Regions from separate parts of the Homo sapiens genome. Here region 1 is linked to region 2. A link is an interaction called in ENCODE POLR2A ChIA-PET data of the cell type or tissue named here. Cell type or tissue: A673. All regions are shown on one strand. Each heading gives the region's core, and the rest is flanking DNA. Links, peaks and the distances in the headings are about the cores only. Region 1 has its middle 250 kb from the start of FAR2. Region 2 overlaps FAR2 (fatty acyl-CoA reductase 2).

Region 1 (16,339 bases), core at 3,896-11,895, 320 kb after region 2:
TGTTTTAGGCATTTAGGACATAATGAAAAGGACAATGAAGTCTACTTTAATGAAATTGATATGCTAATGGGGAGAGAAGCACATAAACGGATAATAAATGAGTAAGATTATTTTACAGATTCTGAATTGCTTCAAAGGATACAGCTTGAAGATGTAGTACTGAGAATGACTCAGAAAGGAGTTCCTTAAATAGTTTAATAAGCAAAGACTACTCTGAGTAAATAGCATCTAACTAAGAAAAGGTAATTCTTAAGATATCATTATATATTATGGCTGTAACAAATAAAAGATTAAAAATAGTAAAGATGTGCTCATGTTCTGTCTAAAATAATATTATGGATAGAACAAGCAAGTCATTTGATAAATGGAAGTAAGCAACCTGATGCATTTTTTTGCTTTCTTAAATATTTTTCTAAAATCCTAAAGCTAGAAATAATAGAAAATAAGTACAGAAAAATTCTTAAAACTGGTTCTGGCCACATTCAATTTATGATCAATCTCCATCACTTAGCTCCAGTCTATATGAAAAGAAGACCAGTTAGTTGAAGGAATGACTTGAGAGTGCCATTGTAGGTCAAGGGAAGAATACCTCTCTCCTCCTTATAGAGTCAGCCAGACAAGCCTATGGCTTTTGTTGACAAAAGGGCAATGCAGAGGTTCCTGCAACTAATTCTTCAGAAGCAACTTGTAATCTTTTGTGTCTCTAGAGTCTGGAACTAAAAATGTTGGGGTATATGAGGATTTACTTTCTGGTAAACGCCCACCAGAACTGATACGTGGGAAAATGAAACATGAGGCATATGAACTTATTTGCAGCTCCACAGTGTTGGAGTTCGGTGCTGTACAGTGATTTCTCAGGAAGAGAGAGTCATGTGACCAAAACCATCCCTTCTCCAACCTTCTCAGTTTTCGTATTATTTCCTGAACTCCATTGGCTCTTCTTAGCTCTGGAGTGTTACCCTATTTTCTACCTCTTCAGCAATTTGTCTCTAGCACCTCTCTGATACCCTTTACCAGCCTGAGGCCTAGGGTGACTGTTTTCCAAAATGACTCAACCATTTTACATGCCACCAGAAGTATATAAAGTTTCTCATTTCTTCATATTCTTACCAACACTTGTAGTTGTCTGTCTTTTTTATTATAGCCATTCAAGTGAGAAGTGTTACCTAATTGTGGTTTTGATTTGCACTCCTTAATGACTAATGATGTTAGGTATCTTTTCACATGCTTTTTGTCCATTTGTATTTCTTCTTTTGAGGAATATTTGTTCAGATCCTTTGCCCATTTTAAAATTAAATTATCTTGTGAAGAAAGTATATTCTGTTGTTGTTTGGTGTAGTGTTCTATAGATATCTATTGGGTTTAGTTGTTTTATGGTGTTTAAATATTCTATTTACTTATTGGTGTTTGTCTATTTCCACCCATTATTAAAAATGGGGTACACGGCCAGGTGCGATGGCTCACACCTGTAATTCCAACAATTTGGCAGGCTGAGGCAGGTGGATCACTTGAGGTCAGGGGTTCCAGACCAGCCTGGCCAACCTGGTGAAATCCCGTCTCTCCTAAAAATACAAAAAAATTAGCCAGATGTGGTGGTGGGCACCTGTAATCACAGCTACTCAGGAGGCTGAGGCAGGAGAATCACTTGAACCTGAAAGTCGGAGGTTGCAGAGAGCCAAGAGCACATCATTTCACTACAGGCTGGGTGACAGAACGAGACTCTGTCTCAAAAAAAAAATGGGGTACTGAAGTCTCCAATTATTATTATTGAATTATCCTTTTCTTCCTCCGTTTCCGTCAGTCTTGGATACGTGTAATTTGAGGCACTCTTGTTAGATACATATGTTTGTAATTGTTATTTTTTTAATGTACTGAACCTTTACCATTATAAAATGTTCCTCTTTGTTTCTTGTAACAATTTTGTTCTAAAGTTTGTTTTCAATATTGGTATTATAGCTACTCCAGTTTCCTTTAGGTCAGTTTACATGGTATATATTTTTCATCATTTCACTTTCAACTTATTTTTAGTTTTGAGTATAAATTGTATCTCTTATAGATGGCATACATTTGGAACATTTTATCCTCTCTGCTGATCTCTGCCTTTTGATTTGAGAATTTAATTTATTTATATTTAATGTAATCGTTTGATAAGGTAGAAGTAATGTCTGCCATTTTGCCATTTTTCTATATGTCACATCTTTTTTGTTCTTCAATTTCTCTATTTCTGCCTCTCTGTACTAAATATGTATTTTCTAGTGTACCATTTCCATACCTTTGTCATTTCTTTACTATATTATTTTGCATTATTTTTTATTGGTGCCCTGGGGATTGCAATTAACATTTCAATTTTTAATGATCTAGTTTAGTTTAATACCAATTTAATTTCAATTATATACAAAACTTTGTTCTTGTAGAGCTTTGTTTCTCCTTCCTCCTTTGAGTTATTATTATCATACAAATGACATCTTTCAACATTCTGTGCCCATCAACTTAGAGTTATAATTATTGCTTGTAATTGCATTTTAAATCAGATAAGAAAAAAAGGGTTACAAAAATAAATGTATTCAAGTTGTTTTTATGTTTATCTATGGAGTTAACTTTATTGGTCTTCATGTTTCTCCATGTGTAAAGTTCCTGTCTTGTGTCCTTTTATTTCAGCCTGAAATAATATAATATTAACTCCTTAGTATTTCTTGTAAGGTAGGTTTGATAGTAACACATTTTCTCGGTTTTGTTTTATATTGGAATGTCTTAATTTCTCCATCATTTTTGAAGGATAATTTTGCTGGAAATAGAATTCTTGGTTGATGAGGAATTGGTTGTCAATCTTATTAAAGATGTTTTGCACGTGATGAATCACTTATTTTGCTCCATTAAAAATTGTTTTTGTATTCATCTTTGACAGTTTGGTTATGAAGTGTCTAATTGTGAATCTCTAAAGTTTATCCTACTTAGAATTAGAATTCATTGAGTCTGAGATCTATAGATTAATATTTTTCAATAAGTTTTGGAAGGTTTCAGCCATTTAAAAAAATAAAATAGCTCCACTTTGTGGTTTCACTTTTCATGATTTCACGTAAAGTGATCAACTGCAGTCCAAAATACTGAATAAAGAATTCCAGAAATAAATAATTTATAAGTTTAAAATTGCATGCCATTCAGAGTAGTGTGATAAAATATTGTGCTGTCCCACTCTTTCCTGCCTGGGATGTGAATCATTTCTGTGTTCACCATATCCATGCCATATAGAGCACCCATCTATTAGTCACTTAGTAGCTGTCTTGGTTATTAGATTGACTATTGCAGTATTGCAGTGCTTGTGTTAAGGTAACCCTTGCTTTATTTAATAAAGGCCCCAAAGTGTAATGGTAGTGATGATGGCAATTTAGATATGCCTTTTCTTTTCTGGATTTTGGATGATGTTTCTGTGCTGAGGATAATAGGTGTCAAAACCCTGCACATTCTAAAATAGGTGTTTGGACTCACAATGGGCTACCAGCTTGGCCACTATTAGTCTTTGTGGTGAGATTATTAGTGGTATTTTCCTCCCTAGACATTGAAAAGACACATATCTCAGATGTGTCATACTCATACATCATATTCAGATATGTCATACTCAGAGTATGAGTAGTTCTTGTCAATGAACTGTGATCAGAAGAAAAAGAGACATTTGTCACTTCCTGATTAAGGCAATGGGGTACTTTATGTCTTTTCCTGCTGTAGAGAATCTGCAGACACATTTTGAAATGAAAGAGCCACCAAGTGGTTAAATCTCTATCTGCTTGGGTCTTGGAGTAGCTGTGTAGGTCAGGGTCTCCAGCTGATTGGTATTAGACATAAATCATAAGTGAGAGATGCATTTGTTCTATTAAGCTTCTGAGTCTTCAGGATGGATTTGTTAGTATGTCAGACATAGACTGACATAGCTTCTCATTCTCCTCCAAACTATACAATGGGAATCAAAACTTTATTAAGAGGTTGGTAGAATAGAATAAATGTTTTTGGAAAATGTTACATCTATGCTTTTCAGTTTCTTCATTTTAACACTAGGGCTGGAATATAGAGTAGGAAATCTATCCCCAGACCCCAGTTAAGTAGGTAGTTTTCCTACCATTTTCTTCAGAAAACCATTCGAAATCTCAAGAGGTGTTCCCTAGCATTTGAGTAACATAAGGACTGGAACCTAACTCATACTGAAAATAAAAATATTTAAAGGCAAGAAGCTGGCTGAAGATGTGCCCAGTTGTAGAGTGGGAGGAAAGAATTACAGAGGAAATAAACATCTCCTTCACCACACCTGGGGAAAAGTCAAGTATATCCCATGGAGTAGAGATACAAAACCTACAGAAGAGAGCCAAAATTGAGTCTTGAAATTGGTCCTACCCCAGTGGTCCAGTTGGGGTTGAGAGATAATCCTAACAGAAATAATTTCTGAGGTAGAAGTGTGGGATTTAGTGATCAAGAACCATGTTGCAAGGGCTATCCATGGGAGACATATCCTGAATCAAAAAACTGTAAATATTTATCCTTCATAGTGTAGGTAGAGTTGGTCTAACAATAATCACAAAACTCCTTACTGGAAAAAGAATAAGCTTTAAAATTTGAATTCAAGATTAAAACTGTTATACAGATTGGATTGCAATTTTAAATATCTGAAACTTGAGAATATTTGTTGATTTAAGAATAGCCTGGAAAAATTGAGTCAGCTCAAGATTTTATCTAAGTGCATTTAAGAACAACTCAATAGAATGGGTATAAAAAGGAAATAGTGGCAAAGAACAAATGTACTTTCTGCTTATAATTTACTGAGTCAATGCCTTTAATCAACTACTTACAGTGACACGGGAGCATTTGGTATGCATAAAAATTGCAAATATTTTGTAAGACTGAAAATAGCCATATAAAAGCTATATGTATATATGTATACATACTTGCTAAGGAGTATATAGGTGGAAGTGGAGCACATGACCAGATTTGCCTTTTAGAATATCATTCCTTAAGAAGTATGAGGTAAAATTGAAAGAAGTTATGTCTCAGAGTAGAATGACCAGTCAGAAGGCTGTTGCAATTTTCTAAGCAAGAGCTACAAGAGCCAAAACTAAGTTAAAAAATTTTGAATTAGAAAGAAAGAGAAAATTCAGGCAATATTTGGGAGGCAGAAGACATGGCTTGATTATCAATTAAATATAGTGTGTGGAAAGAAGATTTGAGCTCATACCAAGAATTCTGTCTTAAGATGTTTACTAGATTGCAGAACATCTAAGGAGAAGAAATGTGGATAGAAGGAGAATTCAGTTTGTATTAGATTTGTGGTGCTGGAGTTGCCCCTGGGATATTCAGGTGGAGCTAGCTATACAGATTAGAAGTCCAAGGGAAAATTCAAGACAGTGATAAAAGTTGAAAATATAATTGCATTTGCTTTTACCTACCAAAGCTATGGATGTCATAGGACATAGTCCTAATGAGATGTAATTGGAAATTCGCTGGGTAAGGGATTCAGGAAAGTGTAATTGATTGAGAAAGATGGTTGTCATTTCCTTTGTCCTTCTGCCCTTTGCTACTTCCCCTTTCCTTCTCCTACCTGGAATGAGATCATAAGATCTGCAGATTCAGCAGCTATTTTGTATCCATTGGCAAGAGAAGAAGGACAATAGCCTGCAAGCTGGGCTTAGAAGAAAAGAAAAATGGAAAGAGACATAATCTCTGTTGATATCACTAAAACACCCTAAATTGATTAACTCAGTGTTTCTTCTTTACAGGATAAATAAATCCATAAGTAATTAATCCATTATTGATGAGATTATTGATGAGATAAATAAATCTATAAGTACTTAATCCATTATTTACAATATTTTATATTGTTGAGAGAGGAATATAGTCAAAACTAATATACAAGTTATTAGCTCTTAGATGGTAGTTGAACAAGATCATGACTGTAAATGCCCAAGGCACTGAACCAAATATTTGGGAGATATTAACTTACTTGTGACATTCTACATATGTTGAGTTGCCATATGTGTTGGTCTATAGCCTTCTGACTGGTCATTCTACTTTGAGATATAACTTCTTTCAATTTTACTTCATACTTCTTAAGGAATGATATTCTAAAAGGCAAATCTGATCATATGCTCCACCTCCACCTATATATTCCTTAGCAAGTATGTATACATATATAATATAGCTTTTATATGGCTATTTTCAGTCTTACAAAATATTTGCAATTTTTATGCATACCAAATGCTCCCGTGTCACTGTAAGTAGTTGATTAAAGGCATTGACTCAGTAAATTATAAGCAGAAAATACATTTGTTCTTTGCTACTATTTCCTTTTTATACCCATTCTATTGAGTTGTTCTTAAATGCACTTAGATAAAATCTTGAGCTGACTCAATTTTTCCAGGCTATTCTTAAATCAACAAATATTCTCAAGTTTCAGATATTTAAAATTGCAATCCAATCTGTATAACAGTTTTAATCTTGAATTCAAATTTTATAGCTTATTCTATAACAGTCTCACCTTGCTATAAAAACACATCTGAGAATGGGTAATTTATAAAGAAAAGAGGTTTTATTGTCTCACAGTTCTATGGGCTGTAGAGGCTTCTGCTTCTGGGGAGGCCTCAGGAAACTTATAATCATGATGGAAGGTGAAGGGGAAACAATCACATCTTCAAATTGCCAGCAAGAGAGGGAGAGAGCAAAAGGCGGGGGGCGGGGAGGTGGCAGGAAATACTACATACTTTCAAACAACTGCATCTCATGAATGATAACTCACTATCCTGAGAACAATAAGTGGGAAATCCACCTCCATGATCTAATCACTTCCCACCAGGTCCCTTTCCCAACATTAGGGATTACAATTCAATATGAGATTTGGGTGGGGACACAGAGCTAAACCATATCATTCCACCCCGGCCTCTCCCAAATCTCATGTCCTTATCACATTTCAAAACACAATCATGCCTTTCCAACAGTCCCCCAAAATCTGAACTCATTCCAGAATTAACTCAAAAGTCTGAATCCAAAGTCTCATCTGAGACAGGGCAAGTCCCTTCTGCCTATGAGCCTGTGAATTCAAAACCAAATTACTTACTTCCAAGATACAATGGGGGTACAGGCATTGGGTAAATATTACATTTCTCAAACAGAGAAATTTGCCAAAACAAAGGGGCTACAGGCCCCATGCTAGTTTGAAACCCAAGAAGACAGTTATTAAATCTTAAAGCTCCAAAATAATCTCTTTTGACTCCATGTCTCACATCCATGCAACACTGATGCAAGGGATGGGCTCCCAAAGCCAGGTGCTGCTCCACCCCTGTGGCTCTGCAGGTTGCAGCCCTCCTGGCTGCTTTCACAGGCTGGTGTTGAGTGCCTGTGGCTTTTCCAGGCACATGGTACAAGCTGTTAGTGGATCTACCATTCTGGGGTCTAGAGGAAAGTGGCTGTCTTCTCACAGCTTCACTACGCAGTGCCCCAGTGGAGATTTTATGTGGGGGCTCCAACTCCACATTTCCCCTCCTCACTGCCCTAGTAGAGGTTCTCCACGAGGGCTCCAGTCCTGCAGAAGACTTCTGCCTGGACATCCATATGTTTTCACACATCCTCTGAAATCTAGGCAAAGCCTGCCAAGCCTCAACTCTTGCCCTCTGTGCACCCACATGCTTAACACCATGTGGAAGCTGCCAAGGTTTTTGGCTTGCACCATCTGGAGCAGTGGCCTGAGACATATCTGGGGCCTTTTTAGCTACAGCTGGAGCTGGAAGGGCTGGGATGCAGGGCTCCACGTTTTGAGACTATACAGAACAGCAAGGCGCTGGGCCTGGCCCACAAAACCATTTTCCCCCAATTTCCTCCCCAGAAAATAGGTTATTCTTTTCTACCATGAGGTCAGGCTGAAAATTTTCCAAACTTGTATGCTTTGCTTTCCTTTTAAATATAAGTTCTAGTCTCAGATAATCTATCTATACACACATATGAATGCATGCTGTTAGAAGCATCCAGGCCAAATCTTGAAAGATTTGCGGCTTAGAATTTTCTTCTTCCTGATACCCTCATTCATCTCTCTGAAGTTTAAACTTCCACAGATCCCTAGAGCAGGGGGAAAATCTGCAAGTCTTTTTGCTAAAGTATAGCAACAGTGACCTTACTCCAGTTTTCAATAAGTTTCTCATCTCCATCTGAGACCTCCTCAGCCTGGACTTCACTGTCCAAATCACTATCAGCATTTGGTCACTACTATTCTACAAGTCTCTAGGAAGTTCCAAACTTGCCCTCATCTTCCTTTCTTCTTCTGAGCTCTTCAAACTGTTCAACCTCTGCCTATTACTCAGTTCCACAGTTGCTTCTATATTTTCAGGTATCTTTATAGCAATGCCCCACTTCTCTGGTATCAGTTTTCTGTATGAGTTTATTCTCATATTGCTCTAAAAACATACCTGAGAATGGGTAATTTATAAAGAAAAGAAGTTTAATTGGCTTATGCTTCTATGGGCTGTATAGGCTTCTGCTTCTGGGGAGGCCTTAGGAAACTTATAATCATGGTTGAAGGTGAACAGGAAGAAAGTACATCTTCACATGGCTGGCAGGAGAGAGAGAGCAAAGATGGGGAAGTGCTACACACTTTCAAACAACCAGATCTCTTGAGAACTCACTATCACCAGAAAAACAATCAGAAATTTGACCCCAAGATTCATCATCTCCCACCTGGTCCCTCCCCGAACATTGGAGATTACAATTCATCCTGGAATTTGGGTGGGGACAGAGTCAAACCATATTACCATGTAAGCCAAAAAATATCAGTGTTGTGTCATGATGGAGCAAATGAACAATTAAAGCAAATAAGCCTGAGAGGTCAAGCAAGATTGCCCTAGTCATTCATTAGTTTACTAAATTCATTCCACAGTAGTGTGTCAGGCACTCAAAGCTCAGTGAGTGGACCCCTTGGGGGCAGCTGCAAGTGGCAAAAATTCTTCTACATGGATTCTCTTAGTCATTGTGGTTGTCTTCTTTGTAAGCTTGTTAAAATATACTCCTACTCTCTTTGTTTTTATGTCATATTCTCTTAACTTCTTAACTTCTGGGGATTTCTTAGTCTTGAACTGAAGCCTCCTTGCCATATGTGTTTCAATGTCACAGAAGCAACAGAAGCTGTCTCTGTTTGTAAGAGAAAAGGTAGCTGTGGGAGTATTTAACCATCTTATGGGTAAACTTTGTCCTCCCCAAATTCATATGTTAAAGTCCTAATCCCCAGCACCTCAGAATGTGACCTTATTTAAAATAGGGTAATTGAAAATTTAATAAGTTAAGTGTGGATGAGTCATGCTGGAGTGGAATGGACCTCTAATCCATTATCACTGGTGTCCTTATAAAAGGGAGAAATTTGGACATGGACACACATGCACACACACACACACACACACACACACACACACACACAGAAAGCCATGTAAGAATAAAGGCAGAGACTAGGACGATGTTCATTTATGCCAAGTGTATTAGTCCATTTTCACACTGCTGATAAAGACATATCTGAGACTGGGCAATATATAAAAGAAAGAGGTTTACTGTACTTACAGTTCCATGTGGCTGGGGAGGCCTTACAGTCATGGTGGAAGGTGAAAGGCATGTCTCACATGGTGGCAGACAAGAGAAGACAGCTTGTGCAGGGAAACTCTCCTTTTTGAAACCATCAGATCTCATGAGACTTATTCAATATCATGAGAACATCATGGGAAAGACGTGCCCCCATTATTCAATAAATTCCCACTGGGTCCCTCCCATAACATGTGGGAACTCAAGATGAGATTTGGGTGGGGGACACAGCCAAACCATATCATTTTATCACTGGCTCCTCCCAAATCTCATGTCCTCACATTTCCAAACCAATCAGGCCTTCCCATCAATAACTCAGAAGTCCACAGTCCAAAGTCTCATCTGAGACAAGGCAAGTCCCTTCTGCCTATGAGCCTGTAAAACAAAAGCAAGTTAGTTACTTCCTAGATACAACGGGGGTATAGGCATTTGGTAAATGCAGCTGTTCCAAATGGGAAAGATTGGCCAAAACAAAGGGGCAACAGGTCCCATGCAAATTTGAAATCCAGCGGGGTACCCAAATCTTAAAGCTCTAAAATGATCTATTTTGATTCCATGTCTCACATCCAGGTCACACTGATGCAACAGGTGGGCTCCCATGGTTTTGGGCAGCTCCACCCCTCTGGCTTTGCAGGGTACAACCTCTTTCCTGGCTGCTTTCATGGGCTGCCATTGAGTGTCTGTAGCTTTTCCAGGTGCGTGGTGCAAGCTGTCAGTGGATCTACAATTCTGGGGTCTGGAGGACAGTGGCCCCCTTATCACAGCTCCACTAGGTGGTGCCCCAGTAGGGACTCTGTGTGGGGGCTTTGACCCCACATTTCCCTTCTGCACTGCCCTAGCAGAGGTTCTCCATGAGGGGTCTGCAGCAAACTTCTGCCTGGGAATCTAGGCATTTTCATATATCTTCTGAAATCTAGGCAGGGGTTGCCAAGTCTCAATTCTTAACTTCTGTGCACTCACAGGCTCAACACCATGTGGAAGCTGCCAAGGCATGGGGCTTGCACCCTCTTAAGCAAGAGCCAGAGCTGTACCTTGGCCCTTTTTAGTCATGACTGGAGCAGCTGGGATGCAGGGTACCAAGTCCCTAGACTGTACACAGCAGAGGGACCATGGGCCTGGCACATGAAACCATTTTTCCCTCCTAAACCTCGGGGTGTTTGATGAGAGGGCCTGCCACAAAGATCTCTAACATGTCCTGGAGATATTTTTCCCGTTGTCTTGGTGACTGACATTTGGTTTCTCATTACTTATGCAAATTTCTGCAGCTGGCTTGAATTTCTCCTCAGAAAATGGGATTTTCTTTTCTATCACATTGTTGGGCTGCAAATTTTCCAAACTTTTATGCCCTGTTTCTCTTTTAGAATGAATGCCTTTAACAGCACTAAAGTCACCTCTTGAATGCTGTGCTGCTTAGAAATTTCTTCTGCCAGATACCCTAAATCATCTCTCTCAAGTTCAAAGTTCCACAAATCTCTAAGGCAGGGGCAAAATGCTGACAGCCTCTTCATTAAACATAACAAGAATCACCTTTTCTCCAGTTCCCAACAAGTTCCTTATCTCCATCTAAGATCACCTCAGCCTGGACCTTATTGTTCATATCACTATCAGCATTTTTGTCAAAGCCATTCAACAAGTCTCTAGGAAGTTTCCAACTTTCCCACATTTTCCTGTCTTCTTCAGAGCCCTCCAAACTGTTCCAACCTCTGCCTGATACTCAGTTCCAACGTTGCTTCCACATTTTCTTTTCAGTTATGCTCCAGTCCTGGTACCAATTTACTGTATTAGTCCATTTTCACGCTGCTGATAAAGACATACCCAAGTCTGGGCAATTTGCAAAAGAAAGAGGTTTCTTAGACTTACAGTTCCACATGGCTGAGGAGGTCTCACAGTTGAAGTGGAAGGTGAAAGGCACACCTCACATGGCAGCAGACAAGAGAAGAGAGCTTGTGCAGGGAAAGACCCCTTTTTAAAACCATCAGATCTCATGAGACTTGTTCATTATCACATTAACAGCACAGGAAAGACCTGCTCCCATGACTCAGTTACCTCCCACCGGGTCACTGTCCCACAACACGTGGGAATTCAAGATGAGATTTGGGTGGGGACACAGCCAAACCATATCACCAAGGAATGTAATAGAATTCCAGAAAAACACCAGGAGCTAGGGGAGAGACATGAAAAAACTTCCCCTCACAGCCCTCAGAAGGAAGCTACCTGTAGATACTATGATCATAGGCTTCTGGTCTCCATATCCATGAGCAAATAAATTTCTGTCGTCCAAGCCATTCAGTTTGTGATACTTTGTTATAGCAACTCTAACAAACTAATAATTAGGGGCCCATGTTGCATTGCGTTTATATTTCAAAACTGAAATCATTAATGGTTTTCCTCTTGATGACTGGGTTGGAAAGGTTGATTTAATCCTTTCTTTAAAGTGTAGTTCAACATTCATTTATCTCTTTACTCATTCTACTGGATTCTCAGAGTGTGTGAAAATGAACTGCTGTAGAGGTTGCATGGTTTTGATGAAACATTTATGCTCAGAATTAAAAAGGACTGTTTCAATACTATCTCTTTCCTATTTAAAGCAAATAATAGGGTTTAGTTATCATCAACTTAAATTGAGCAGAGGGTACATTCTAGAAGAAGCCTGGTAGAGGGGTGTGGGAGAGGAAGTTTGTGTTGTATTTTGGAGTTTATGATGAGTATTGATTTAGGTCATAGAGAGCTAGATACAATTTGGAAAGGATGAGAACAGAAGTTTAAGACTGTGATATCACTGTACTTTATGCCAAGTAAGGATATTCTGTCCTCTTTAGAGAACAGTATGACTGAAAGAGGGGTTCAGCCAGTGGTCATCTGCATCAGAGCAATACCAAAAACAACCTGGATTTAAACACACTGTACAGGGCCCAGCCAGACCACAGAACCATCTTCGCCTGTTTTCATATGGATGCCTACACCATGCACAGAGCCATATTAAAGAAAAATAAATGACAATCTATCTCTGCTGTAATTTAACACAATTCAAGCCACATTTATTAATGCTTCCGTATGGCATGTATGGTGCCAGTTGTATGAATATGAATAAGTCTTGGGCCATGCTTTATTCGGTTCACAGTCTGGTTAGGAAGATCAAAAAGTCTTCATGAAATATGTCAGACTTGACAATATATCAAGAACATGAATCAAATCTTATTGGTCTTTATATTCCCAATACTTACAATAATGCTGTGGGGGGAGTATTATTACGCCAAGTACTCAGATGAGAACATAAGGGTCACACAGCTGCCAAATGTCAGAGATGAGATTTGAGCTATTGGCCCATCACTATATAATCTTCCTTGTAACTGAAATGGGGGGAGTCTGATGGTTTGTAGCCAGGGAAATGGTGTGTTCTGGCTTGTTTTCAGCTAGGTGGAAAAAAGATTGGAGGGTGGCAACTTTCTACCAAGACTATCTAAGCCAAATTCACAATCAACTCAGAAAACACACATCTCTGATACTCTAATTCTATTAAATTGGTTTGAAGAAAGGCATTTGGTTTATAAATGCTGAACATATAAACTTTTGGTATCATTGAATGTAGAAATAATCCACATAGAAAATGCATGTATTCGTAAGTATTTTAAGTTAATATAGGCCCATGGACATATATCTGGAAGTAAGATTTTTTTTACAATTCACCTTGTTTTGTGCCTTTATCCCATAGGGCTTAATTCCAAAATCAGGCTACAAAAACACAGGATTGAAGTATCATTTTTTAATGGAGGTTCTAACAAAAAAGTAGGACTTTTAAAGTCTGTATCCTCAAACACAACATTTTACCTTCTAAAAGAGCCCTAGACTTTAATGTCTTAAGTCTCATTTTGAAATAATTACTGTCCTGTGCTTTTATTCACAGATCAGAATGCTCATATTGATAAGTGGTAATTCAAGAGGACATTTGGCTTCTGGATGTCAAAAGCTGCAAAAGGAACATATTTTGAAGTGCTTTCAAAATGTTAGTAATGAAACTCTCTGCCTTTCACCTTCAGCTTGCCACGAAGCCAACTGTATTATTCCAACTAACCAACTTCCTACAAGTCTTCACAGCTCACCCACACCCTCAACAATCATAAGAACACAACAGGTATTGGAAATAATTAGAGGTGAAGAAAATGAGAAATCTTTTTAAATGTACTTGTAGCAACACTACAACCTGAGTGGTGACTAGACCTTTCCCAACAGGCAAACTTTATTATTCTAGTTACTTCTTTCAGAAATTATGTTCACATTCTGTTTTGTCTTTATTGTTCCCAGGGAAAGGAAAAAATACTATATATGGATACTTTTTCACATATCCTCCTTTTCCCCTAAAAGACAGTTGATTTTAAAGTTGTATTATTATTTCTTATATTGTTGCTGTTACTATTGTTATTGGTAATGAAACACACCGTTAATCTGACACCCTTTAAAGTCACGCCTGGTAAGGATTTGCAGACACACATGGAAAGACACAGTGGCTCCAAAGTTCTATGACTACACAGTAAGCACTAGTAATCTCTAGTCAGGGGACTGGTGGGTGAAAGGAAGAACTTAGAATGAAATCTGTGTTATCAGTCACTTTTTTCCTTAAGAGAAAGAAACAAATGAAACCATGAAAAGAATGACAGCAATGTGTTATTATTTTGTGCCAGTTTAATAGTATTTTGGCCGTATAAAGAAAACTGTGGCCACTTATGTTTCATTTCCACAAAGAGAAAGACAGCATTTCCTGGGACACGAATCCTGGAGAAATAGTTCCTTGGGATAATAATAGGTATTATAATGAAAAAACATATGAGAAGTTATTGTAAAGGTTTCAACAAAATTAAATGGATCTCATTGGGACAGAACTTCTCGGAGTTTTTAATATACTAATATGCATTATGACACTACAAGAAAAGGGTTTAGTATATAGCATTTCCAAAATTCATCTTTTTTATGGAGCATGCTTCAAGACCAGTGTTCTTCAAAATATGTTAGTGCTCATAACAGAAGATATTTCATTTTGGTATAAGAAATGACTTTACACTATCTCTTGAATCAAAGATGTTACACCATTGATATAATTGAGATTTACTTTGGCTGTTAGCATATCAAATTTTTTCATGTTCTTTTCATAATCTCTATAGACTAATGTCTCATTCAAATGCAGAGGGTAGAAGACATAGCAGCTGGTTGTGTCTTTATTTAGCTGGCTGCACCATAAGTTTTATTATATCTACAAACAGAGTTTATAAATATCTAAAAGGTTGCTATGGTCTTTCGCTAGCAATGGCCCCTGAGGGAAGGACAAGAAATAATTAAAGCAGGAGGTTTAGGAAAAATCATTTTAAAAGGCAGATCAGTTTACTGAAGGACCATGTGCACTCTGCCAGTAAGGGAGGGTTGTAGTTCCATGTAACTTGCTTTGACATCTTAAGAGTGACTTTACACTATATTTTTAGATGAAAGTTCTGTGTTGGGTGATGTGTTCAAACAAAAAATATGGAACACATGGCAATTGGTAAAAATTTGTGAACAGGAAGGTTGACATTTTTAAAGAGGTCCTACCAACAGATTGGAACCCCAACCATTCCAAAGAATTGTGGCAAAATAAAAGGAAGACTCTTGTTATACGATGACCTTCTCTCTTAAAACCTCATTAAGAATATATCTTCTTCTTTCAGCTTTCCAGGAGATGGTATGTATGCTAACAAAAACATTAGGAATTCAAAAGTTGATGTGTTCCCAAGTAGTAACAATTTCCCAAGGAAATATTCCCAGAGTAAACATTTCCTTTCCCAATGCATTCCACAAAGCATCTTTAGAGGCTTTTAAAATTGTATTCCAAGGTTTTTGATTAAATGGTCATGCAGAGTGTTGAAATCAGTTTAGGAGAGTGAGAGGCTAAAGAATAATTTCGTAACTTAGAATCTAGGCCTCCTGGGAATTAATGTTTCCGTGATACAGTCTTCATTCTTCTAAAGGGATCTATTGCTTTTAGTGTATCTTGAAAAGCATATGAAATATTTAAACCAGTTTTACAGTATATTAATACTCTTCTTTCATACTCCATGCATTTGAGAAGAAAGACACTCAATATTTTAATTTTTTTTTTGCTTCTCTTGTTCATGAGGCTTATTTCAGAGGCTTTTTCCCCCAGAATCTTTACTATTGACAGACAGATCTGCTCAATATTTTATGCTCAACAATATATGGTCACTGGCTCCCAATCTGTAATAAATCATTTTTCCTAAGCATAGAATACAAGAAAATTATAAAAAAATATATCATGAACTTACTGGGTAGAATACCAGTAAAACTCAACAATGACAAAAAAAATCAGGCTTAGATTTTTAGAATATGAGAATTAGAAAGGAAATTTGGTATTAGGTAGTTCAACTATCATTATACAGCAAGAAAACTGAACTTTCCTGAGATTAAATGAGTCTTCAGCAAAAATTAGTTAGTTTCAGAGCTCTCTTGTTTTTCAGGCTAGTGGATTTTTGATAGCTCATTTGACTTCGATTTTGACTTTGACTTTAATAGACTTTGACCTATAGTATGTTTGCTCTAAACCTACTTTAGCTATAATTCTTCACTCCACTCCCAAATTCTCAGAATGCTTAAATAAAATTATTCAATTATTTTATTAAAACTACAGTATTGGGTCTACTGGCATAAACCTGTGTTCTGCTTATATTATCCTAATTAAGCTTGGAGGGATCAGCCTGCTCAAAAT
Region 2 (16,339 bases), core at 4,905-12,904:
GAGCCATATAGTCTCCTTTCCTGTAAGAAACTAGTAAGATATTTCTGGCTAAGTATTCTCTAGGGTAAAGAGCATGCACTTTCACCTTCACATGTGTGTTATTTCCAAACCATAGTCCTTTGTTTGGAAATGAAGAAAGCTGCAATCATTTTTGAAATTGAAAAAAGGTGAGGCTTTGTGAAGGTGCACTAATGTGATAAACAAAGCTGTGGCAGCTCCAGTGGAGACAGAAAATCATTCTCTTCATTTACCTTCGCTGCTTGTTTATTTTGGAATTTCCAAGTAAGCATTTGCCCCATTGTCTTAGGGCAGCGGAAAGGCTAGGTTCTATATGAGTTCTGATCCTTCTTTGAGGTGTACTCTGACTAGAAATAGTATTACAGAGCTTATTCCAGAGCACCTTCATCCAATTTTCCCACTGGAAAAAAATATGCGAATTTTTTAGAGCATTATGTAATTGGTACTGTCTTGTAACTGTAAGCTTTGATCAACAACAACAACAATAATAATATAGTAATAGTAACAACAATAGCTAACACTTTTTGTGCCAGGCCTTCTGCTAGGGGCTTCACATGTATTATCCCATTTAACCTTTACAATAATCTTAAAAGGCAGACCTCATTATTACAGATAAGACAACTGAGGCTCAAAGAAGTTAAACAAATTGTCTAAACGTTCTTTATTTACAAAGTTAACTAACTGCTTTTCATATTATTTATTTATTTATTGAGACAGGGTCTCACTCTGCCACCCAGATTGGAGTACAGTGGCACCATTACAGGTCACTGGAGCCTCGACCTCCCAGGCTCAAGTGATCCTCTCACCTCAGTCTCCCAAGTAGCTAGGACTACGAGAGTGCACCACCACACCTGGCTAATTCTTTTACTTTTTGCAGAGATGGCATCTTGCTATGTTGCCAAGGCTGGTCTCAAACTTGTGGCCTCAAGTTTGGAGGCCTCAAGTGGGAGGCACCTGTCTTGGCCTCCCAAGGTGTTAGGATTACAGGTCTGAGTCACTACACTCGGCTCTAACTACTTGTGAATTCATGTTATTTTTATATGCCTTTGCCTCAAGGAAGGATACAAGGCAATTAATATTCACTTGGGAACTCTTCAACTGTTCCATATAATCATGCATATTTCATATTATTGCAGTAATTCCATTTGCAATTTAAATACACTATTATCTTTTTAAAACATTACATACGTCTAATAAGTCACTGCTTTGGTATGTATAGAATTTGAACATGTCCCATAGAGAAGCCAGATGAAGAAAAAGAAACAAGTAAAATGTTTGTGGAATGAAGGCCCTGTTCCAGTTCGCCCATACCCAGCAGAATAGAACCATCGGCCTTCTGAGTACTTTGAAGTTGATTATTTAATGAAAAGCAAAAGGCAAAAATCTATAGTCAGGGACAAGATGGAATGTATAATCTCTGCTGTAAGTACAAAAATTAAGTTTTGTGTTTTAATTGATTTTCCTAGGCAAATTCAATAAAATGATCAAATGCAATTAAAGTATCATATTCTTCCCTGGAGCTCTCAAGTTCCCTGCTACTTTAATCTATGTTTGAATCCTATATGAAAAGCCTTAGACTATAAATATGCACGAGGTATGCCAAAGTGACACTTGGTGATACAGAAACTTACTGCAGAATTGAATTTCAGAGACTGGAAACAACTGTCTTCCTCCATCCATCCTTCCAACCCCCTCAACCCCAAAAAGTTCAGCATTTCATTTCATGCAGTCATAGTGAACTTGGTCAGTTTTTCTTCACTCAAATGCTTCAACAACTTGCAACAATTATTTGGCTTGGACTTCACAGCACAAGGTGAACCAAGTACTTATTTTTAACCAATGTAGACCAGATTTCTTGATTCTGCTTCACAGAAAATTAGTCATCGATTTCTTAGGATAAATGAGTTCTGCTGATCTACAGTGCAGACCAAGGAAAAGTGTAAATGAGGTAAAAAGACCAGTCTCTCACCCTAAGATTCATTCAGTTTGTCACTCCTGTGAATAACGTTAGCAACAGCTGAGACTGCATTTGTTGCTTGGTTTTCTCTTACCTTTTTGTCTAGTTTCTCTGGCTTCAGGTTCCTCTATGACCAGAATACGAGCTGAGCAGACAATGTAGCAGAAAAATTTAAATTACTTCTAAAGAGCAATGAGAGGGGCTCTCACAGTATCCCAAGACCAGCAGCTTTTCAGAAGAACCTTCAGAAGAATGGTTCATCACACTATTATATCCCCATGCCTGAAGTGCAGCTCACCCCAAGCTGAATTGAAAGGCTCTGTGGGCTGAGCTTACCAGGGACAACTGCAATCATCTTTGTATTGTGAAATCCAAGTAATGTGTTCTAGTCCTAAAATGTTGTCACTGCAGCCCTCAGCATGACAGAGTTTGAGAAACGTAATTTGGTTATCTCTATGGTGATCAGAAATGGAGTATCCAGTCCTTTTGTTAATTCATTCGATCAGCCATTTACCCAACAACAAAAATTATTGATGACCTGCTAAATACTGCACTATGTTTTAGAGATTAAAAGTGCTGAAGATGAAGAATATGACACAGTATATGGACTTCCACAAATGAATGTCATCCCAATTCTCCTACCTACCTCCCAGTTTTATGTGTTTGCTCAGAGAAAGGAAGGAGAAGAGATTTACAGAAGTAGGAATGCACTGTAGTAAACACATCATCTCAAAAGTTATAGTGCTAGGTTCCAATCACAAACCTGACATATTATAATTGAGTAACTTCAGACAAGCTTTGAAACTGCTATGTGTCTCAGTTTCTCTGTCTGTAATCCTGGGATGGGGCTAGTAATAGTACTTCCCTACAGACTGTTAGTAATACCTCCCAATAGACTGTTGGGAGGACTAAGAGATTAAACCATGCAAATGATTCAGGACAGTACCTGGCAAATACTAAGCACAATATAAATACTACAAATATTTTCATTACCCTCTGAGTTTAATCAGATTTCCTAGAATTCATTTGGACCAAATTGTCAGTGTGTGTGCAATTCTGCTAGATAATTTTGTTCTTATGAAGACAGCTGGCGTCAGTTACCTATAATGTCATTATGAGTAATGATGGAGCTTATTTTCCAGGTCTAGAAAAGAACTTGTAAAGTACATATAGCATTCTAAATTGGTCCTTATTAGTGGGTGAATTCAAATTTGAAAGATTAACAAAGACAAAGACTTCCTCTTTGACCCAACTTTAGTCAGGCTCCTCTTCTGAACTAAGCCTTGACATTGACCTCCTGAACCCTGCTTTAGCAAAGAATCCTATTAAGCCAGTTTATTGAGAATTCTCCTCACTCTTGATATCTAGAGTGATATCAAGGTGTCCCATGAAGAATCCAGATGAAGAAAAAGAAACAGGTAAAATATCACTCTAGATATCAAGAGTGAGGAGAATTCCTCTCCTCCTACCCCCTTCCTTGATACCTTAAGCAAGTTCCTCATAGTAACTGTCCATTTTCTCTCCTACTCTAAATCCCCACTTGTCCCTATTTGTATTTGGAGTTGAATTCACTCTCTCTCCCCTAGTGCAATAGTCTTGACCCCTATTGCAATAGTCTTGAATAAAATCTTTCTTGACACTTAAAAAATGTGTTTGAATAATTTCTCTTTAACAATCAAAACAATGAAATATCACTATGATTGAAACATTAGTAAGTCTCTACACAAGGCAATGGGGACAAGTTCAAATAGATTGGAAGAGTATGTAATGCTCAGAGACCGATTTTCTTATAACAGTGAGTGATGAATGTGAAGAGTGGTCGATCATAAAAGAAAATTTGGGCCAGGCACAGTGGCTCATGCCTGTAATCCTAGCACTTTGGGAGGCCGAGGCGGGCAGATCACTCGAGGTCAGGAGTTTGAAACCAGCCTGCCCAACATGGTGAAACCCGTCTCTACTAAAAATACAAAAAAATTAGCTGGGTGTGGTAGTGGGCACCTGTAATCCCAGCTACTTGGGAGGCTGAGACAGGAGAATTGCTTGAACCTGGGAGGCGGAGGTTGTAGTGGGCCAAGATCATGCCACTGTATTCCAGTCTGGGTGACAGAGCGAGACTCCGTCTCAAAAAAAAAAGCAAGTTTGGAAAATTTGAAGCAATTCTCTGAGCAGCATCTGTAATTGTATTTCCCATTAAAAATAAAAGGTTTAAAGTCAACTCAGGATGACCCTAAAGCGAGCTCATTTTCTAAAATTGGTGGTAATAATAATGATATATCATTCTTACGTATATAGCATCATGCCTGGCTGCAGGATTAAATTGGGGGAGAAAACTGGCTTTGAGATAGACCATTTAGCAGGAAATAAAGTGTCTAAAATAATTTGACAAACTTGAAAGACAAAAGAGAAATCGAATAGATGGGGTATTTAAAGTAGTTAAATTTCATTCAGTCTGAATATGTGTGTACTAGAAGGAATTAATAGTTATGATATTTGCATTTTCCAATTGAAAACAATCCTTTAGTTTTCCAAATATATCAGTCAGATTGCAGAAACCCTAACTGGGAGACAGGGAAGAGGTTATGTTACAGTAGGTAGCTGGTCAGGCAAGAGCAGGGTGGGAAAAGGCTCCCCGCCCCGACCAGGAATGTCAGGCAACCATCAGATGATGGTCAGGTGGTTATTACACTTTCTCTAAAATAATAATTGGTCCTAGTCGGCATCAGGGAAAGGCAGTTCTCCCAATAAGTAGAAAAACCTGAAACTGGTGATTAGCTTCCAGATAAGATCTCTGGAGTTGGGCAAGTGGGCTTGAGCATGCGCACTAAGAGGTAAAGCGGCTGATTTTACGGGTATATGACCTTACAGGAATACGCCCCTGGTAAGGGAGTGTTGTTACCAGTTATTGGAGTTGTACGCACGCTCACTTCATGCCTCAAGTGAGCATGCGCACAACTCCAGTAAACACACTGCGCCAGTAGCCCCTCCCAAGCGCTGGCAGCCCAATGTGGATAAGGACAGCCTGCCCCAAGGGAAGAATCGGGGAGAAGGGACACAAGACCCCAGAAGTATGCCAACATATAAAACCCTAAGTCGAAGGTCAAACCATGCACTTGATCTCTCACGTCGCCTGCTTGGCCCTCTTCCAAGTGTACTTTACTTCCTTTGATTCCTGTTCTAAAGCTTTTTAAATAAACGTTCACTCTTGCCTCGGACTCTCACTGTGCCTTTTGTCCCTTGGTCAAATTCTTTCTTCTGAGGAGGCAAGAATTGAGGTTGCTACAGAATCGTATGGATATCCCACTGGTAACATACTTTGGTGCCGTGTGACTGGGATGTTACACTGCTAACAATGAGAGAAAATGTTGATGAATGGAGAAAAAAATGGGCATTTACACTAAATATCATAAACAATTTTTTGTCAGTTACTTTTTAAATAGGTAACCACCATATTTTCTTGAAGTATAAATAGTAAAAAGGCCTTGATTTTAAAGCTCAAATTGTAGATTTCTGCATACTCATCCATTAAATTAATAGAGAAACGTAGCAAGTCATTTAAGAGCACAAATTCCACCTCTCTTAAGGATTACTACAAATTAAAATCTTTCCTATATGCTCAAAGACATTAACCCATAGGATTCCCTATACCTTTTGATTTATGGAAAGAAACTAGACTAAGTCTTGCACTGTACTCCGGGAAAGAGCTTTGAGTGGGTGATGCTCTAAATCTATATCTGACATTCATCATCAGGGAAAATGTAACCAAGAAAGGGTCTGCATGGAGGAAGTGAAAGAGGTCTTAACGAAAAATTGACACAGCCAGAGTCCATTAAAAATTCACCTTGAACGTCAAAGCAAAGCCCTGGGTTCTAGTGCCAGCTCTGTTTCTAATTAGTACTGTGACTACTGCCAGGACTCAACTGGATCATTTGTAATGTGCAGGGATCATAATATCTAAGTACCCCACTAGCTCTAAAATTCCTTGATTTGTAATGGGTAATCAAATACAAAATAAAATAATTGATTTTAAGCACAATAATAAAAGATTGGCTCCAAAACACTTCAGATTCTGGGTTTCTAAATCTGGCTTGAATGTTTCTCTTTTTCATTCAATTTTTCATCCTCAAAAAGGAAAAGAAAAGTTTTCTTTATTTGAGTTCTTAAAAAAACATAGCTTTTAGGATAAAGGAAAACGATGATATCACTTTCCTCCTTTGGGGGTCTTCTGGAAATGAAAGAGCTGCTGTCAGCATCACAGATATGGGCATTGGCAGAATGACTTATATGTATGTAACCAAGCCAGTTTCAGTTTTTAAGCATTTAAATATATCTAAATTTCAATGGTTCCTTCTCTTTTTTTTTTCTTGTCTACTCAGAGTTAAAACACATTTACTATAAATTATTATCAGAAGGTTTTCTCATATCCATGATGCAGATTCCCTAGGTACTCATCTAGGTGCTGATGTACAGCAGTGAACTAAACAAAGTCCCTGTTCTCATGGAGTGTGTCCTCTATCAGACCTGTCCTGCTTTAACAATATTGAAAGTTCCTGTTTATGTAAAAGTATGAGGAAAATAAATACCACCTATGTTATGTTATGATATTGTTCCACTTGCTTCAGGTATTCTTTTCCCCAAGAGAGATTATAGCAATTTACAATCCCAGCAGCAGAGTAATTTTTATTTTACGTATTGAACATTACTTTAGTGTTTACTATGGGCCAGGCTGTTTGATCCTCATATAAATAAATCCTGTGAGGTAGGTAATAATAGTACCTATCTGGGGTATAGAATTCTAACGTGGGCTGGGCACAGTGGCTTATGCTTGTAATCCCAGCACTTTGGGAGGCAAAGGTGGGTGGATCACTTAAGCCCAGGAGTTCAAGACCAGCCTGGGCAACATGGTAAAACCCTGTCTGTACCAAAAATGCAAAAATTAACCAGGCATGGTCTCATGTGCTTGTAGTCCCAGCTACTCAAGACGCTGAGGAAAGGGGATTGCTTGATCCCAGGCAGAGGTTGCAGTGAGCTGAGATGGCACCACTGCACTCCAGCCTGGGCGACAGAGCAAGACCCTGTCTCTAAATAAATAAATAAATAAATAAATAAAATTCTAACACGGAAGGTTTCTATTTTCAGCATTTAAAATATATCATTCCATTATCTTCTGATTTTCATGGTTTCTGAGAAGTTTGCCGTTATGCTCACTGTGCTTTTCCTAAATATAACTTTTTCCCCTTCTAGCTGCTTTTAAGATTTTTCTCTGTATTTTTGTTTTACAGTCATTTTCTAGGTGTTATTTTCTTTGTGTTCATCCTGACTGGCATAACCTAAGATTTTTTACCATGTGAGTTAACATTTTAAAAACCAATTTTGTAAAACTCTTAGTGATTCTTTTCAAATATTTCTTCTGCCCTATTCTTTTTCCTGTCTTTCTGGAACTTCAGTTACACATATATTTGACTGTTTGAGATTGTCCATGTGCTTTTTCATTCCCTGTTCAGTTTTAGCTTTCATTCCTTTCTTTTCTCCTTGCTTCAGTTGGGATCATTTCTATTAATACACCTTCAAGTTCACAGATTCTTTCTCTCTTCTGTGAATATTATATAATCAAGCCCATCTTTTTTTTTTTTGAGACGGAGTCTTGCTCTGTCACCCAGACTGGAGTGCAGTGGCATGATCTCGGCTCACTGCAAGCTCCACCTCCCAGGTTCACGCCATTCTTCTGCCTCAGCCTCCTCAGTAGCTGGGACTACAGGTGCCCGCCATCATACCTGGTTAATTTTTTTTGTATTTTTTAGTAGAGACAAGGTTTTACCGTGTTAGCCAGGATGGTCTGGATCTCCTGACCTTGTGATCCTCCCGCCTTGGCCTCCCAAACTGCTGGGATTACAGGCGTGAGCCACCACACCCGGCCAATCAAGCCCATCTTAATTTTAGATATTTATCATTCAGTTCTACAGTATCATTTTATTATTTATTCTTCCTCCTCCTCCTCCTCCTCCTCTTTGTCTTCTTCTTCAGAATTCCATTTCTTTTTTGGAATTCTACATTTCTTAGTTCATTTTATGTTTCTTTTCTATTAATTTCTTTAACACGTTTGCAATAGTTATTTTAAAGAGCTTTCCTGTGAATTCCAACATTTGTGTCCTCTATGTGCTATTTCTATTGACTAGCTTTTTTCTCTTGACTATGGGTCACAGTTTCCTGTCATAATTATTTATTTTATGCTGGAACATTGTATTTTAAAAAACCATATAAAGGGGAGTAAATATATTTTTCTCCAGAGAGGCATACTGTTTTCTCTGTTAGACAGCTAGGGAGAGTTTAATTACTTCAATCCAATCAGGAACTGAGTTGGGTTGAAGCTGAATTTAAATTTTGGTAAGTTCCAGCTCACATCTGATTTTGAATATCTTTAGGATGAGATGTGTCCTGTGTGTATTATAGGCTTTTTCTTCTAGCTTGACTTTGGATTTTAAGCACCAGGAGTTAATGGAAATCTCTCTCTGCCTTTCTAACCCCACCTCCAGCTTCCTGTACTGCTTCTTCTGGAAACTCAGCAAAAGTCCCATGGGGACAATCAGCAGCTAGGAAGAATCAGCTCTATGTTTTGGGTTCAGTTTTTACTGTTGCAATCTGTCATGCCAGCTAAGATTCTTGGTGTAATACTTGTTTCTCCTTTCTTCAGAAAGGTCTCAAGCCAGATTCTCCACCTTCCCATACCCGGACTGAGCAGATGCCTCCAGGAAAGTGACCTCTAGCATTCACCCATCTAGAAAGGACTTCTCTAAATTTTCATTTCTTTAGACCATTTTTATTTGTAGTTTTTTGAAGTTTTTTAAAAAGTGTATGATAACTTATCTATTTTTCCTACATTCTAGTCAGAATATCCTAATCTCCTACATTTTAACCATGTGCCTGGTAGGGGTAAGTTATACTAAAGAGCCAAAATATTTTTTAAATGTGTCATTTTCTTTTAGTCTTTAAATGCCAGCGATTAGAGAGCCTTACCTTATGACGGATAGCTCTGGTGTTGCATTATTGTTATTCGTTTAGTTTCTTTGGCAAAGTACTGTGAATATCTGAGCACACATCTACCATTGTACACCAAAGTGCTTTGTAGCTCTTTTGATAAAATCTAGTTTCTCCTACGTGATATGAAAAGTTTAATAATTTGACATTATGGAAGCAAAATGCTGGACTTATATTTTGGTATATTTTTGGAAGTCTAAAATATTGAAATGCCTGAAATTAACTCAAAATGCTATATGTTCTGGGCTGTCAGAAAGAAAAATAAAACCCCTGAAAAGGCTAACAGCAGCCTTTTTTTTCAGCTGTTTCTTATTAGCTGCAGGTTGTTATGATGTGAAGGCATAAAGTGCAGTTGATGGGGTTAGGAGATTTGAAAGGTTTTATAATCAGTGGGCGCTCACATGTAAAATTTTGTAGAAGTTTCCCTTTCTGAATCAGGCTTAAAATGACATAGATCCTTATCTCATTGCAGCATCTGCTGTACACATGAGAGCAATAAGAGATTCCCAGAGTCAATGAACCCAAGATCCCCAATCCCCATCAACTCCATGAACTGTGTGTGACCAAAGCCCTAAAGGACAACAACCAAAGGGGAGGAAATTCCTGGTAACATAAAAACATAACAGTATTGGGCAGTATCATTGAAGATACCAGTGAAATAGAGCAGTCATTGGGTGGGACGTTGTAAATAAGACTGCTGAAGGACAGGGCTTTCTAAAAAGGCTTCCCTGAAGAAAATTACCATGGAGGAGCCTGGAGGTAGATAGTGTCAGATGAGAACTGTTTCTAGATTAATTAATTTAAGGTAGTTCCTAACACTCTGGAAATTGTCACAGTCCCATGAGGTTTCAGAGACCAGCTGAAGATCTGGGTAATATCTTGCTTAATCAGAAGGGCAAGGGATTCAGTTAGGGATATAAGTTTACTTCAGCCTGTGGCACAATTTGGGGTGCCCTAACTCAGCCCAGAGAGCTGAGGTAGAGTTATGTTGACCATGAGGATGCAGAAGGGTGAACCCTAGGAGGAGAAGGATTCATAGGGCCATGGTTATATATTTAAAGCTCTCCTTGGACCTCAAACTCAATGAGAGTAAGGGAAATCGTTCTTATACTCTTTTAAAAATAATTTGTGCATATCACATATTCATTCCATTTAATGACTATTTTTGTTTATATATTGATATATTAATTTTATTTATAAACTATAACCACAGTGTGTCTAAGATAGGCCTTGGTGACAGTGGAACCAACATAGAATCTGTGGTTTGGATTCTAAAATATTTAATGATAATTACCTCAAAGTTAAGATTTTGTTAATATGAAGCTATTACAGACATCCTCAAAGACACTGAATTTACCTAAAAGTGCATATTGATAACAGATTTGATTTTTTCCTAACATCTAAATTACTGTTTCCAAGAAAGTGGGATTTTTCTTTATTTAACAGATACGTTTCTTAATTATTTGATCAGTTTCCATGTCAAAAATAATGTACAAATGAAAGATGCCTGTGACTACGGGAGCTTAACCAAAACAACAGACCAAACATAACATCAATATACAGCTTAAGCTCATTCACTCATCTTCTTACAAACATTTCTACATCTTTTATTTTTCTTTCCCTTTCTTTGTTTCTACCTCTTTGTTGGACATACAAGACAAAAGCATGAGGTTTCTTGTTTTTTAAATTTAATAAAGCTTTATGTACTATGGTCTTCATATTTAGCTCAGAAGTATGTATCTATTTTTGTTAATCAAATGAAATGTAAACTCTTCATTATACATCAAGATCCTACATGAGCTGTCTCTCATTACATATCCATTTCTCTCTCATGACTACACTGTAGGTCCTTTAATAATTTTTCTGATTCTTGAACATGCCACAGTCATTTCTGCCTCAGAGATTTTGCCTTCGCTCTTCTTTGAATATTATACTCTTGCACTAGATCTTAGCATGACTGCTTCTTTTATTACATTCAGGTCTCAGCTCACAATTTCAATTTCTCAAGAATGCCTTTCTCACCTTTCTCTAGCCACCCACTAATCTAATTCTCTCTTTCCCTGTCGTCAGTCATATCACCTATGTTCACGTTCTTTATTTTTTTAATTATTATTATTATTATTATCATTTTATTTTCAGATGGAGTTTCTCTCTGTTGCCCAGGCTGGAATGCAATGGTGCAATCTTGGCTCACTGCAACTTCCACCTCCCTGGTTCAAGCCATTCTCCTGCCTCAGCCTCCTGAGTAGCTGGGATTACAGGCACCCACCCCCACGCCTAGCTAATTTTTTTATTTTTAGTAGAGATGGATTTTACCATGTTGGTCAGGCTGGTCTCGAACTCCTGACCTCAGATGATCCACCCACCTCAGTCTCCCAAAGTGCTGGGATTACAGGCATGAGCCACTGTGCCCAGTCCCATGTTCCTGTTCTTATTCATGTTCATGTTCTTGTGTTCTAGGTTCATGTTCTCATTTATTTATTTGCTAAACCAGCTTTCCTTAAATAATGTAAGTTCCACGAGGACAGAAACATCGTCTGTCTCATTACTTCTGTTTCACCAGCAATTAGAACACTTTCTGGCACATGATAGGCAACAAACATGAAGAAATGAGTGAATAATTTTTTTCTCTTCATTTAGAGTGTGTAATGTGCTCCTAGTAAGGCCTACTTTATATGCCTGAAGTCTGGTTAGGAAAAATATTGCATCAACATTTAATCAGCAAGTGGTATTCTCAAATACCATGCATAAAATCACTAAGCAAATCAGAAGAGCAATATTCTTTCAGTATTATTGGAATAACGCATCCAAGCTAAAAGCTTCTTGAAAGACAGGTTGACAAATTAAATGAAAATTGATGACTTGGATGACGAAATGTGCTTAAATTTGCAAGTGTGCTCAAATGTGATGGCATTTCTGAAGGCAAAATAAGAAACTTTGAGGTGTGGATTTGGGGTAACTCTGGAGTGGAACTTCAGATTATATTTATTATTAATCCAAAGCTCTCTGGTGTTTTCTTATACAAATTATTGGTTCTAATCAGACTCCTTCCATTAACTGCCACAAAGTTTGCCATCTTGGGGTTGAGTGGAGCTGGGTAAATTCATTTAAAGGGAAGTTTACTTAAAGGAGGTCAAAGCATGAAGGATGGAGATGGTTTAGGTTGACTGCGGCACACATTTTGTAGAAGGCAACAAAGGGGATAGGGCAAGAAGAATAAGTTGGAAACCAATTACAGATAGACTTAATCTTTTTTTTTTTTTTTTTGAGACAGAGTCTCCTTCTGTCACCCAGGCTGGAGTGCAGTGGCACGATCTCAGCTCACTGCAACCTCCGTCTCCCGGATTCAAGCGATTCCCCTGCCTCAGCCGCCTGAGTAGCTGGGATTACAGGCGTACACCACTACACCCGGTTAATTTTTGTATTTTTAGTAGAGACAGGGTTTCACCATGTTGACCAGGCTGGTCTCAAATTCCTGGCCTCAGGTGATCTACCCGCCTTGGCCTCCCAAAGTGCTGGAATGACAGGCGTGAGCCACCGCGTCCGGCTGATAGACTTAATTTTATTGTACTCATATATGGCAGGGGCCTTTATGATTCAGTGCTCATATGTGCCCTCATTTTGTATTTCTATTAATGTTCTATGGCCTCTGCAGTGAATTTGTGTAGGTTTTACCCATAGTAATTTTATTCCAGTAAGGGCTATTATTAGAGTCCTACTCATCTTCTGCTTGTTGCTACAATAAAACACATGCTAAGGGAGCTGAACTTTGTCACTTTGAAGGAGGAAATGGTGAGACGCCAAATGCTTCTGAATAGGAGACTTACAAGGCAGAGATATTCTGTAGGGATAAATTTGATGGACTACACACTATATATGGGAAGGAAGTTTGAAGAAGGAAAGACCAATTATTATGCTATTGTAATTTTTAGATAAGAGACAACAAAACCTATCCTGTGACTTAGTGGAATGAAGAAGGGATGAATGACACTACAAAGGAAAAATGATAATAATTATTTAGCCCTTATTTTGTGCAAGTTACTCAGCTAAGTATTTTACACGTTATCTTGTTTGATGTTAAGAAACATGCCCAAGGGCATTCAGCTATTAATAGCAGGATAATTCAAACCCAAGTTTGGCTCCTGCAAAAACGATTCTGCTAACCATGAGACTATAGCAACTGGTTATAATTATGGAGAAAGAAGAAGTAGTTAAAAAGAAGTTTAGGTAATAAAACTTGGTAATGCCGTTTTATGGGGGAAAAGGATGAATATCATTTGGATATCTCAAGTTTGCAGTATTGGCTGGGAATGTAGGAGGGCAATTTCAGGAGATGGTGGAAACTCAGGTCTGGGGACCTGGCAAGAATTCAAAGCTGGACACAAATTTGGGGGTCATCTATATATGGAATAGAATATAAATTATGAGTAATTATGCCAAATGATAGGAAAAGAAGACATAAGAAAAGGAGATAAAAGATAGCATTCTGAGTTATTGTAAGTATAGAAGATTTAAAACAGGACAGAGAAGAGCAGTTAGAGCAGTAAAAGTGAAACCAAGGATGGAGGTCACAATCATGGAGTGGAACTACCAAGGACAGTTAGTGGTTAGGGGTAAATGGAATAGAATGGTCAGCAAGAATAAAGACCTAAAATGGGTCACTAGATTCAGCAATTATTTTTTTCTAAAAGAACATATTCATTTTAATTTTAAGGCAGAGGTAGAAGTGGAAGCCAGATTTTTAAGTATTTGCTTTAAGTTGTCTCAGGATTAGATTCATATAATTTTATTGGTAGTAGCTTGATGAATAGGTATTTGTTCTCAAAAAATAGGATAAAATATTTCTGAACGTACTTTGAGAATTTGTCTTTTATTTATTTATTTTGAGACAGAGTCTTGCTCTGTCACCCAGGCTGATCCCTCTGAAGGCACTAGGGAAGGATCTGTTCCAGGCCTCTCTCTCCTAGCTTCTGGTATTTTGTTGGCTCATGACAGCAAAACTTCGTTATTCACATGGTTTTCTCCCTGTGTGTGTGTGTGTCTCTGTGTCCAAATTTTCCCTTTTCATAAGAATACCAGTCATACTAGATTAGGAGTCCACTCTGCTTTGGGATGACCTCGGCTTAAGTAATTATATCTGTGACAACAGTTATTTCCAAATAAAGTCACATTCTGAGCTACTGGGATTAAGACTTCACCATATGAATTTTGGTAGAACATGATGCCACTCACATAGCACCATCTTTTTCAATCTATTTTTTCTGCAGCTATGATTTTTCTACAGCTATGAAGTTACAGGGAGTTGATTCTCTCGTAAGTCACCATTGCAGCTCAGTAACTTAAAGGGTCAGTTGCTCGCTTATGATGGCACAACTACTGCAATAGGAGCAGAAAAACCTGCATTCTGACCCTGAGCCAACCAGTTACTAGACATGCACTGAATTTTTCTGAATATAGTTTTCTAAACTTGTTGATATACTTAACTTGCTAGGATAGACTTATGTGACAACATTATGATCGGTCAAATATAATAATGTATATGCATTTCATAAATGTAAAGCACTCTTTAAAGTCTTAGAAAGAGGCTAGGAGGAGCTTATCTGTCTTTTTGACTGGGTTATGTAAGAACACCCACAAGATATTCAAGATATTCTTTTTTTCTTTTTGAGACGGAGTATTGCTCCATTGCCCAGGCCGGAGTGCAGTGGCGTGATCTCCGGTCACTACAACCTCCGCTTCCCAGGTTCAAGCAATTCTCCTGTCTCAGCCTCCCAAGTAGTTGGGATTATAGGTGTGAGCCACCGCACCTGGTCCACAAGATATTCTTAAGAAGAAGAATGCAACTCAGCAGAAGCCAGACTAAAAATCAACCCTACAGAGATCAGTTTCATGAAAACCTACATATGGCTAATATATATATATGCACACACACACACATACACACACACACTATAGGCATGAAAGTAGTAAATGACTCTCCCACTTATAAGAATGATATAGTTTTTTTTTTGTTTTTAAGACGGAGTCTCACTCTGTCACACCCAGTACAGTGGCACAATCTTGGCTCACTGCAGCCTCCGCATCCCGGGTTCAAGTGATTCTTCTGCCTCCAGAGTAGCTGGGACTACAGGCCCATGCCACCGCACCCGATTAAGTTTTCTATTTTTAGTAGAGACGGGGTTCCAGCATATTGGCCAGGCTGGTCTCAAACTTCTGACCTCATGATCTGCCCACCTTGGCCTCCCAAAGTGCTGGGATTACAGGCATGAGCCCAGCCAATACAGTTTTACAAGAGTTAAAAAAGAAATCATATTTGGAATGGCCAGCTTAGTCCTCTGCCAACTGGCATCACAATGAATATGTAACAGAAAGCCTAAGTCACTGCGGAATATTCATCTATTCTTATTGCCAGAATCTCTACTGTTTTTATATACATAAATATATTTTTACATACAATAAGGCCAAACCACTAGCAACTGAAGACATGGCTGGCCACTTATGGCATAGCTCTTCCTGACGACATGCACCTCTGGTGTGAGGTGGCACAAAGAACCTGGGCTTGGAAATCAGTCTTGAAATAGACACTTGCAAGGTCCCGACTTTGGATAGTATTTTTGAGTTTCTGTTACCTTGATTAGAGTATCTTAGAGTAAACACTGATAAACTGTCTAGCTTGTGATAATAATTGCTTTTTTTCTAAAACAGAATTAATTTAACTAATTAACTAATAAATATTTAATTAATTTATTTTGAGAGAGGTTCTCACTCTGTCACCCAGGCTGGAGTGCAGTGGCATGATCCTAGCTCTGTAGCATTGACCTCCGGGGCTCAATTGATCTTCCCACTTTCAGCCTCCAAGTAGCTGGGACTACAGGTGCACGCCACCACACCCGGTTGATTATTTTTATTTTTATAGAGACAGAGGTCTCCTTATATTGCCCAGGCTGGTCTTGAACTCCTGGGCTCAAGCAATCTTCCTGCCTCAGCTTCCCAAAGTGCTAGAATTACAGGTCTGGGTCACTGTACCCTGCCTAATAACAATTGTTATGATGCTGATGAGATGAAGTAAGAAAAGCATAAGAAACCATAAGAAATTAAATGAATTGCCAAAGTCACAAAATTAGTGTATGTAAATGAGTATTGTGAGGCAGGGCTGAAATTAAAATCAGCTCATCTGCTTTTTAGTTCACTATTCTTTCTTTTACGCATTCTTTTATTCTTTCTTTTACACACACAGACACACACACACACACACACACACACAGAGCAGACATCCTTCTTTGTAGCAGAAAAGAGTTGACATATTCTTACAAACTAGTGGCAAGGAAGCAA

What was found. ChIA-PET counts read pairs that join two places held together with the same protein. Peaks named below come from ENCODE experiments on the same cell type or tissue, not always from the same donor. Only the 100,000 strongest peaks of a DNase experiment are listed, where the experiment ranks them.
Region 1: POLR2A ChIA-PET joins it to region 2 with 5 read pairs; 2 of 35 experiments call an interaction of 5 or more read pairs at or near these places.

What each region holds. Positions count from the first base shown.
Region 1 is chr12:28,892,673-28,909,011 of GRCh38, reverse strand. No RefSeq gene overlaps it. Among named protein-coding and RNA genes, the nearest start is that of FAR2, 250 kb to the left of the region's middle. In A673, for the core only: no CTCF peak of the experiment used is centred there; no DNase peak of the experiment used is centred there.
Region 2 is chr12:29,209,625-29,225,963 of GRCh38, reverse strand. The region is part of intron 1 of FAR2 (fatty acyl-CoA reductase 2); the gene reads right to left. Among named protein-coding and RNA genes, the nearest start is that of FAR2, 69 kb to the right of the region's middle. In A673, for the core only: no CTCF peak of the experiment used is centred there; a DNase peak (open chromatin) is centred at 8,523; H3K4me3 peaks cover 755 bases; H3K27ac peaks cover 2,843 bases.